Linked DNA regions of Mus musculus: region 2 is linked to region 1. Evidence: chromatin loops called from intact Hi-C (ENCODE). Cell type or tissue: left cerebral cortex. All regions are shown on one strand.

Region 1 (5,000 bases):
TATCACCAAGGCTGACCCAAGTGTCACTTCTCACCATTCCAAAGACGCCGCCTACCCCCGGGGTAGAAAGACAGGCACAGGCACATGGTTTAGAGAAACGTTGTTGTTGTTGTTGTTGTTGTTTAATGGTAAAGCTCAGTAGACTCCAGCACCAGGACTGGCATGGAGTCAAAGCAGCAGGGACGGCTGGGTGACCCCAGGGAGCCTCACATGGCGAAGAGGATGAGGAAGGCGACCATCAAACAGAAGAGTCCCATGGCCTCAGACAGGGCAAACCCCAGAATGGCATAGGAGAAGAGCTGCTGCTTGAGAGATGGGTTCCTGCCAGAGACAGAAAAGGGTGAGGGTCCAGGTCAGGGGAGGGGAGTGTGCTACTATTTCAAAAGGGGCTAGCCTACATCTACCCTGGGAACTTGGGCAGGAAAGGGGCTAGCCTACAGCTACCCTGGGAACTTGGGCAGGAAAGGAGACTAGCAACTCGGCAAGTTCACATGTGGCATGCTTCAATTCTGACTTAGGTCACTGGAGAGACAGGAGGTTAAAGAACATCAACTTGGAGACTCCCACTTGCTAAGACTCTGCCCCAAGTGGAGTGGAGCAACAACACAGGCAGCCCCGAACTTACCTGGCATAGCCAATAATCAAGCTACCAAACACTGTGCCAATGCCAGCTCCTGATCCAGCCACACCAACTGTGGCGGCCCCAGCACCAATGAACTTGGCTGCTGTGTCGATGTCCCGGGAAATGACACTGGTCTGGAATTCCCGTCGGGCCACCTGGAGAGGGGAGCTGCTGCAGGAAGGCTGGAAGGAAGGGAGGGAGGCAGTCAGGGGGAGTGAGGAGCCGCCATGCTCACCCCATCCACCTGAGCTAAGAAGCAGCTGGCACCCAGCCTCAAAGGGCAGAGTGCTCTGTGTGCAGGGACAATGTCAGCACACAGGGCTAGTCACATCTCTGACTGTCATTTGAGACTTGGAATTGCAAGGGTGTCGTAGATCCTTTAATTCTCCTAAAAGCACCTCAGCTGACTGGAGGGATATCCTGAGGGGCCTGACTTCCTTACCTGCTTAGATGGGGCCTCTGGTCTGCTCAGGAGGGAGGCAGACACAGGCCTGATTAGACCCCTGGTACAGGAGCGAATCTGTAAAGTCAGAAAGATATATTGCTCCAAATCAGACAAAAACAAACCAAAACCCCAAACCCAACCTAAGTGACAGGAGTTTGTCACAATCAGTCCAATCAATTTCAAGGTCAATTAACTTATTTTCTCAGGTCCGTCTACATCGGAGACAGCTATGCTGATAGTCTGTGGGAGCCCAGGGTGGCAGCAATCACCATTTGATATAATGCACTAGGCTGGGGAGCACTCACAAGACCCGGGGGTCAATCCTCAGAACCAAACCCAAACCAAACCGGATACCAAAGTCCATTTCCAAGGGCACAGACCTAATCAGTTTCCCAGAATAGAGTAAGACCCAAACATCCAGTCAGTTGTTGAGGTAACAAAAGGCAATCAAGGGGAGAGATTTACTAAGATGCATTCACAGCAACATATATCCTTCAGGCAGCGGGCCAGGAAGCCTGGTTTGACTCCCAGAACAGCCATCTTAGGAAAGCTCCCAGTGACACGGATTGCTTGACACATTATTCAGTACAATGACTCTCAGGCTTGGCAGAACATTGGCATCACCTGGGGCATTCTACCAAAATTGCTTAGGGGTTCCACCTTCATTCTCAGTCTGATGCAATTGGTCTGAGGAGCAGTCTGGGCAGTAGAAGCATTAGGCTTTCCAGATGAACTGAACACGCAGCCGAGGTTGAGAAAAACTGTTTTCCGGCTGTCTGGCTACAGCCAACCCAGGACTGTAATAAAAGGTCAGCTCTAGCTTATCTGAGGACGCTCAGAAAGCCACGACGGCTTGGTTTACAGGCCTGAATAAACATAGGTTACCTGCAACAGCTCCTATACCCTCCGCCAATAGCCATCATCATCATCACGGAACGCCAGCCCCTCTTAGTCCATTCATTAAACATGATTGCTCCCATACCATACCCGGCACTATAGGGAAACCCGGAGCTTCCGCTTACCAGAGCTGGAGAAATGAGCAGTGCCTTGGTGGTCTGCATTTTTCAATCTGCAAGAAGGGGGAGAAAAGAAAAAAAAAAAAAACCGTAATTCCTATGAAAGCCCGGGTGTCTGCTTATACTGGCAACCTCCTGTTGTCCCCATCCACCTCCAATCGTTCCCCCCAACCCTCTTCCTATACCCCAGCTAAGGAGGGCATTAGAGGTCAGAAGGACAGAGCAGATTCCGGGGTCAACCACTCTCTGCGCAGCGGGTCTGCAGAAGGACAGCAACCGAGATCGGAAATAAAAGGAGGTGGCTCAGGCCCCAAGAGGGAAATGTTGCGAAAAGGAATGGTCTCCCGGGAAGACCGGAGGCAGAAACTGGCAGACGTCGTGCAGGATCCTGCCCAAGTTACACTGCTGTCCCCTACTCTCCCCAGCGGCCGTTTATCGCTCATTACCGTTGGTAATTAACATTAATTGATAAGGCTTAAAGACTCTAGTCCTCCTTCCCTATCCCTGGAGGCAAATGGTGCTCCACGTGGCACAACCCACGGCCTTGCGGACCCCTGTCTCCCAGCCCCAAGTCACCTGCACTCCCACTCCCCTGCAGCCCCTGCTCGGCCCACAGCACACTCCCTGCTCAAGGTGACTGACTCACCTCCCAGCTTTAGCCCTTGGTCTGAGCGCTCAGCTCCCCCACCCACGTGTTCGGAGTCCCTTCACTCCCATTGGTCGTTATCTCTCCACGTTCCAATTGGCTGGCGTCATCAACTCCATCCTTCTTATTGGTCTTCTTCAGCTTCTTCCTCTCTCTCCACAGGAGCTTCGTGGCAATTCCCGCCTCCTTGCGGATAAAGGCGGGTTCTTTTTCCGAGTTCGGGGTTACGATTGGTCGAATCCCGAAATGCTTGACCATAGAGTCGACGAGACTCAGAGGTTCTACAACCTTCAACACAAAATGGCGACCAAGGTGCAAGCGGAAGAAAAAAGCGTGGGAGTGACAACCGGCCGCTTGACGCAAGCTGACACGTGATAAGGGCTCCAGGCCTTCATTCGGCCGCTTGGACCTTGGGGCGCATTGCATGTTGGGCCTTGTAGTCCTGTCCAAGGACTCAAGGACCACCGACATCCCGCGAGATGTTGCTTCCTGGCAAGGAGAGCCGACGCCTTTACAGTACCTTCCACCATCGTGATTTGTAAAAACCCCCATTTTCGTCCAAGTATTAAGGCAGGCTGGAAAACTTCTAAGTAGTGAGCGTGCTCTTGTGGGTCTGTCAGTAGTCAGTCAACATGGACTCACAAGTTGAATGGTGGAAAAAAAAAACTCAACAAAATACAATTAAAACCAGGCTTGCTATTTCGTACCCGAAATTTTAGCACTTGGCAGGTGCTTAGGAGACAGGAAAGTCAGGAGTTCAAGGCCAGACTAAGCTTCTTGAGTTTAGGTAAAAAAAACAAGGTAGGGCTAGACAATTGTATTGGGAGTGGGGAGAACTCTAAAACGAAAATAATAATTGGTAGGATGAAGCGTGCAAAGAATTCAGGTGGTGCATGCTTGTAATTTCAGACATCGGAAGGCTAAGGCAGGAAGACGGAGCACTTGCTCCAGGCCAGTCTGGAGTAAGTAGCAAAACCTGGCTTAAAACGACAAAACAATGCCGGCCAGTGGTGGCGCACACCTTTAATCCCAGCACTTGGGAGGCAGATGCAGGCAGATTTCTGAGTTCGAGACCAGCCTGGTCTACAAAGTGAGTTCCAGGACAGCCAGGGCTATATAGAGGAAACCCTGTCTCAAAAAACCAGCAACAACAAAGAAACAAACAAAACCACATGTGTATGCACACAAGCACAAAGGGTAGGGACAGAAAAACAGGACTGCAGTAACCATTCACTAGTGAATTAGAAAACCTTCCTGGAAAGCAGTTTGGCAATACTTTTTATTTGAAATGCTATGAATGAGCCATCCTCTTTGACCCAGTAATTCTTGAGTAACTGAGGACCTTTAAATGCTCCACCCTCCTTGAGTCAGTATTAACACTTCTAGGAACCTGCACTAAATAAATAATGTCCTGCAAAGGTTCTGATAAAAACAGAATGAATGCCGGGCAGTGGTGGCACACGCCTGTAGTCCCAGCACTTGGGAGGCAGAGGTAGGTGGATTTCTGAGTTCAAGGCCAGGCTGGTCTACAAAGTGAATTCCAGGACAGCCAGGGGCTACACAGAGAAACCCTGTCTCAAAAAACAAAACACAAACAAACAAAAAGAATGAACATTAAAGACCTGTGTCGTTGCTTCTGCTTTTTTGAGACAGGGTCCCTCTTTGAAGCCCTGACTGTCCTGGAACTCAAAGAGATCTCCCAGTCTCCCAATTGTTAGGGTTAAAGGTGTTTGCCACCATGCTCTGTGCAGAGCTTACTAAATGAGAAAACTAAATGTCACTCTGATAGTAAATGCTTAAATAAACAATATATATTTATATATAAACATAAATATTTATATGTAAACATAAATTTAGGGCTGGTGAGATGGCTCAGCGGTTAAGAGCGCCGACTGCTCTTTCAAAGGTCCTGAGTTCAAATCCCAGCAAGCACATGGTGGCTCACAACCATCCATAACAAAAATTTGATGCCCTCTTCTGGAGTGTCTGAAGACAGCTACAGTGTACACACATATAATAAACAAACAAACAAACAAATAAATAAATAAATCTTTTTTAAAAAACCATAAATTTAAAGGTATATAGGTTTTTTGCCTGAATGTATCCCACAAATGTGCCTGATGCCCTCAGAGGCCAAAAGAGGGCATTAACTTCCATGGTACTGGAGTAAGAGATATTTGTGCGTCACCTTGTAGGTGCTGAATCTCAAAGTCAAGTCCTATGGAAGAACAGGCAGTGCTCTTAACTGATGAGCCATCTCTTCAGCCCTAA
Region 2 (5,000 bases), 250 kb before region 1:
CACTTACCTCTGCCTCCCAAGTGCTGAGATTAAAGGTGAGTGCCACCACCAGAGCCAGCAAAAAACAAACATCTAAGGCCTAGAGGTGTCAGTGTCCAGATTAAATCCTGGGGTCTGGGTCACAGTGTTGAGTAAAACAGACATGGATCGATCGGGTGGTGGTGGCCCAATTCTTTAACTTCAAAACTGGGGAGGCAGAGGCAGGCTGATTTCGGAGTTCAAAGCCAGCCTCATCTACAGAGCGAGGTCTTAGACAGCCAGAGCTCCACAGAGAAACCCTGCCCTTTTGGAAGACAACAACAAAGGCAAACATGGTCTCTGCCCTCAATTTACTTAAAAAAGAGTAAAAGTGACAAGGGAGAGGCGCAGTATGAGGTCATGGGTAAGCAAACTGGGTTGGAACTCCAACGCTACGGTTCATCAACTGGATAGCCCAAGCAAGCTGGGTTAGCTCTTCCCAGTTCGATTTCTTCAGAGCCTCAGTGGCATCATTTTGGAAGGAGAACAAGGATGGGAGCATGGATCCAGACATTCAAATCTTTCCAGCCATCTACCCACTCCCCTCAAGTACACCTAGGGCTGGTTTAAGAAAGGGCATAGTGGCACACATGCCTTTAATCCCAGCGCTCAGAAGGTAGAGGCAGGAACTCGGGAGTAGACCGTCATTCTGGACTATACAGCAAGGCCCATTACTAGCCTGGGCGACAGGAAACTGTCTCAAAGGGGGGGGGGGTCTGGGGGGCATTGGAGGGCCGAGAACAGATACAACACAGATGATGAAGGCTGTGTGAGCCTGTCTTTGAGAAGGGTGTGGAGATGAAACTGCTTCTTTAAGAGGAGGGATTGCAGGGTGTGGGGACTCGGGCCTTTAATCCATCAAATTGGACATGGAAGCAGGAGATTTAGGAGCTCAGGGTCGGGCCTAGAATAGGTAGCAACAAATTATAAGAGACCCACCCTCCCACCCCGACTCAAGATAAAAGGCCCAGGGCCTGAGCACCGCTAGGTAGAGCTAGGTAGAATAAACACCGGTAGCCCTTGGACTTCAGGAAAGAGGTGAAGGGGCGCTGGCGTGTTAGAGAGGGAGCAGGGGCAATGGAGACGTCGCCCTCAAAGATTTGGGCGGGTGGTCCATCGTATCGGCAACTTTTCTGCCAATCTGCCTTCTGCTGGTGGAAGCACGGAGCTCTGGTATTCAAAGCTAGAGGATGATAGGAGAGTTGAAGGTAGACCCAGGCCAGGGTGCACCTCCTCACCCACAGATCCTGTTCTGTGACTGAAGTGAGGTGTCCTTGTGTTCGAACTCTTGGACAAGTCTTTTCTCCTGGGTTCGTCGCACCGGTTCAGAAAGTGCAGGTTTCACCTCCTCTCTTTTAATCGTAATCTAGTGTTCTGAGGGGTGGGAAGGAAGGGAAAGCTCGCCAGAGAGGAAGAGCGGGAACTTGGGAGAAAGCGGGTTTTATTTGCACCACAGTGCTCAAGTGTCGGTTCTCCAACTCCGAGTTTAGGCGGTGCTGGATTGGGAGAGCTTTTCCATCGGCAAGCCCGAGTACCCGGTAATTTGGGGACAGGGTTCCGAGGACTCGGCAGGATGCCGCGACTCCTCCCGGAAGGGCAGAGGGCGAGCTCGGAGCACATGGAGGGAGGGCTGCTTGGCGGGCCGGTCACCCGGCTGTCCCGCGACAAGGAGGGAAGCCGGGCGGTGGAAGGGCTGCCTGCAGAGTCCTGGCGCCGAGCCCAGCAGGAGGCGGGCAGTGTGACACTGACTCACGCACGTGCCCACGCGCACGCAGAGGGTGCCCCGCACCCACGCTCCTCGGACGGGACGCGCCACGCTCCACCCGTCCCGCCCGCCCAGTCTCACGGCCGCTCGCGCGGCCTCCGGGACAGCCCGGAGGCGTGGCTCCCGGGCAGCCCGCCCCTTTGATGTGCGCCGGCGCCACGGTGATTGGCTGGGCGCTTGTGACGTGCGGGGACTGCGGTGGGCCCGGGTGCTGCGGCTGCCGCAGCGCCCGCCGCGGCTCGGGCTCTGGCTCCCCGGCATTTAAAGGGGACGCGGCGGCGGCCCCGAGGATGGGGGGCAGGTGGAAGGGACGGAGCAGAAGCACATCATCCACAGTCCCTCGGGGCTGGAGGGATTCGTGAGCCGGAGCTCAGAAATCCGGGGGTGGATAAGACCGCGTACCCCCCAAATCCCGTAAGCACCCCTTGCTCCATCCTGTCCCTAAATCCCTTAAGTAGCCCCCTTCCCACTACTTCCACTCCAAACTCAGCTGGGACAGACAGCGTGACCGCTGCTGCCCCGCATGAGTCTTGGGCTCCGGGAGGACCGCGATCTAAATGTTGGGGTGGGGGCTGTGTGTAGTTTGAGTGTGTTTCATGTGCTTGGTGGTGGGGTAGTCCCAGGGGCAGAGAACTGAACCCCCTCCTTTCCCAGGTTAATGGTACCCAGTGTCCCTTCATCTCCGGGGACTGTCATAGCTCCCCGCCACCCACAAGTCCTTCCTTCTCCCCGAGCTACGCACCCCCCGCCCGCATTAGAGCGAAGCGCCCGCCAGCTGGGGGTGTGCCAGAGTGCCTGCTTTCCAGTCACCTCTAAAAATATCTCTCCTGCTACCCCACCGGCAGCTGCCATCTCCCTGCCCCTACCCAGTAAGAATCACCTCTGCTTGTCCACCCCAGGCAGGGGACCCCAGAGGTGACGCCTAGTCCCAGATTCCTCACTGGCACCGGGGCGCAGACTAGCTAGGACAGGGAACATACAGAGCCTCCGGAGTTCAGGTAATTTCTTCAAGAGGCAGTAGAGATCCCTGAGTTTTAATCCTATTTCTGATGCTGTGTGATGTAAGCTGGACCTCTCTGCACCCCCTCCCTTGCCCATTACGGGTTAATGAACAAGAAAGGAGTTTGTGAAGTTGCGAGTGTTGGGGGCAGGAATCCTAGCTTAATTGTCAGATCTAATTTCTAGTGATGGGCATACTTATTCTTGAAGCAGAGAGGGCTTGACAGTTTTTAAGTGCTCACCCCCACTCTCAGTCTGCATGTTTCTTGTGGAAAACTCCCCAAACTTTCCTATGGGCTCTACCCTCTCCCCCATTAGGAGAATTTCAAGCTTAGACTTAAGTTAGTGCACACACACACACACACACACACACACCCCTACCCCGACTTCCCACAGATCTAACCTAAAAGTATTTGTATCAAAGGAGCAGGCAGGGGCTGTGATAGGGAATCAGGGCTGCAAACATTGATCTTAGATGAGACTAGAAAAGGACTTCCCTCAGCCCCCAAAAGTTTGCCTCCTGGCTGCTCTAGCATGTGGGAGAAACTCAAAGGTCCTGTCCTGTTCTCCACGGGGACTCTGGTGGTCACACAGAATTTTTTGTTGCTTTGTTTTTCTAGACAGGGTTTCTCTGTGTAGTACCGGCTGTCCTGGAACTCACTCTGTAGACCAAGCTGACCTCTAACTTAGTTTCACCTGCCTCTGCCTCTGCCTCTCTGCCTCTGCCTCTGCCTCTGCCTCTGCCTCTGCCTCTGCCTCTGCCTCTGCCTCTGCCTCTCTGCCTCTCTGCCTCTCTGCCTCTCTGCCTCTCTGCCTCTCTGCCTCTGCCTCTCTGCTTCTGCCTCTGCCTCTCTGCCTCTGCCTCTGCCTCTGCCTCTGCCTCTGCCTCTGCCTCTGCCTCTGCCTCTGCCTCTGCCTCTGCCTCTGCCTCTGCCTCTCTGCTTCTGCCTCTGCCTCTGCCTCTGCCTCTGCCTCTGCCTCTCTGCTTCTGCCTCTGCCTCTCTGCCTCTGCCTCTCTGCCTCTGCCTCTCTGCCTCTGCCTCTGCCTCTGCCTCTCTGCCTCTCTGCCTCTCTGCCTCTCTGCCTCTCTGCCTCTGCCTCTGCCTCTGCCTCTGCCTCTGCCTCTGCCTCTGCTGTGATTAAAGGCAATGCCCTGCACTGCCCAGGACTTATCGCTTATCACCTGTCAGAAGTGAGTGACTTTTTTTTTTAATGGCAGTTGTTTTGAAACAGGAATTTTCATGTAGTTCAGGGTGGCCTCAAACTCAGATTCTCTGCCCCTATCTCCTGCATCACCAGCTGCCAACTGGTCTATGCTATGAAGCCAGAAAATAACTAGGGGTGAATGGGGCAAGGACCAAGTGTCTGTGAGGCTGTGTCAATTTTTGGGAAGAAACCCGGAATACCTGGCCTTCTGCTCTGCAGAGAAAAAGACAAGATTACCAGAGTGGAGGCGCTGGACTTTAATCCCAGTGTTTAGGAGGCAAAGGCAGGAGGATCTAAGTTCAAAGCCAGCCTAGTCTACAGAGAGAATTGCAAGCCAGCCAAGGTTAGGTAGTGAGAGCCTGTCAGCTGTCAGCATTGGGACTGGTATAATTCTTTCAAAGGAAGACAGGCAAGTAGTTAACCCCCTCCAAGAGATGAAAATTAATCTTATCAAGAGTATTTTTATTACATGCCTGGAATCTCTGAACTCAGGAGGCTGTCCAGGTTGGTCGACCCTGTCTCAAAATTAAATACAAAGATAATGGGTTAAGGGCATGCTGTATAGTATCTGCAAAGCCCTGGGGTTGGTCCTGACTGTGGGACGAGGGGAGTGAAGCAGGAAGAGAAGAGAAGGTTGTTCTGTGTGGCTGCTGGTGACCCGTTTGGTTTGTATCTTTGTATCTGACCCTTGCTTCCCTCCCTGCCTGACACTTAGTTCCTCTCTTTGTGATTGCTTTTACAATGGGTGTGGCACCCTCTGACCTATCACCTCTAACTCTTGTCTTGGGACAAAGGTTATATCAGCCGGGATTCCAATGGTGACAGTTTCCCCAATGTCCCTTGCATGCGGTTCCCTCGTCTACCATCCCTGCCCCTTTCTCTCTCACTATCTCAATAATGTTGTCTCCCAGAGCACTGCTAGTTTTTGCTAGTGAGCTTTAACCTCTTTCCAGTTACTAGCTATAGGTTCTTTGAGGGGATAGAGAACACTGAGAGCTACTTCCTGTCTCTA

Evidence for each region. Hi-C counts contacts between places; a loop is a spot of excess contacts. Peaks named below come from ENCODE experiments on the same cell type or tissue, not always from the same donor. Only the 100,000 strongest peaks of a DNase experiment are listed, where the experiment ranks them.
Region 2: it touches region 1 in a loop (2.9-fold over the local background); 1 of 42 quality-filtered maps calls a loop at or near these places.

The regions. Positions count from the first base shown.
Region 1 is chr11:96,072,898-96,077,897 of GRCm38, forward strand. It overlaps Atp5g1 (ATP synthase, H+ transporting, mitochondrial F0 complex, subunit C1 (subunit 9)), which reads right to left and starts at 2,734. Exons shown (of 5, transcript NM_001161419.1): 1 at 2,660-2,734; 2 at 2,090-2,136; 3 at 1,065-1,142; 4 at 626-804; 5 at 1-321. The coding sequence starts at 2,128. The coding sequence ends at 207. In left cerebral cortex, CTCF peaks have their summits at 628 and 2,945; DNase peaks (open chromatin) are centred at 1,298, 1,692, 2,006 and 2,983; H3K4me3 peaks cover 2,825 bases; H3K27ac peaks cover 2,051 bases.
Region 2 is chr11:95,822,513-95,827,512 of GRCm38, forward strand. Phospho1 (phosphatase, orphan 1) reads left to right here and starts at 1,988. Exons shown (of 3, transcript NM_153104.3): 1 at 1,988-2,197. It overlaps Gm38958 (predicted gene, 38958), which reads right to left and starts at 1,899. Exons shown (of 1, transcript NR_164195.1): 1 at 1,443-1,899. In left cerebral cortex, no CTCF peak of the experiment used is centred here; DNase peaks (open chromatin) are centred at 1,889 and 2,553; H3K4me3 peaks cover 1,758 bases; H3K27ac peaks cover 1,311 bases.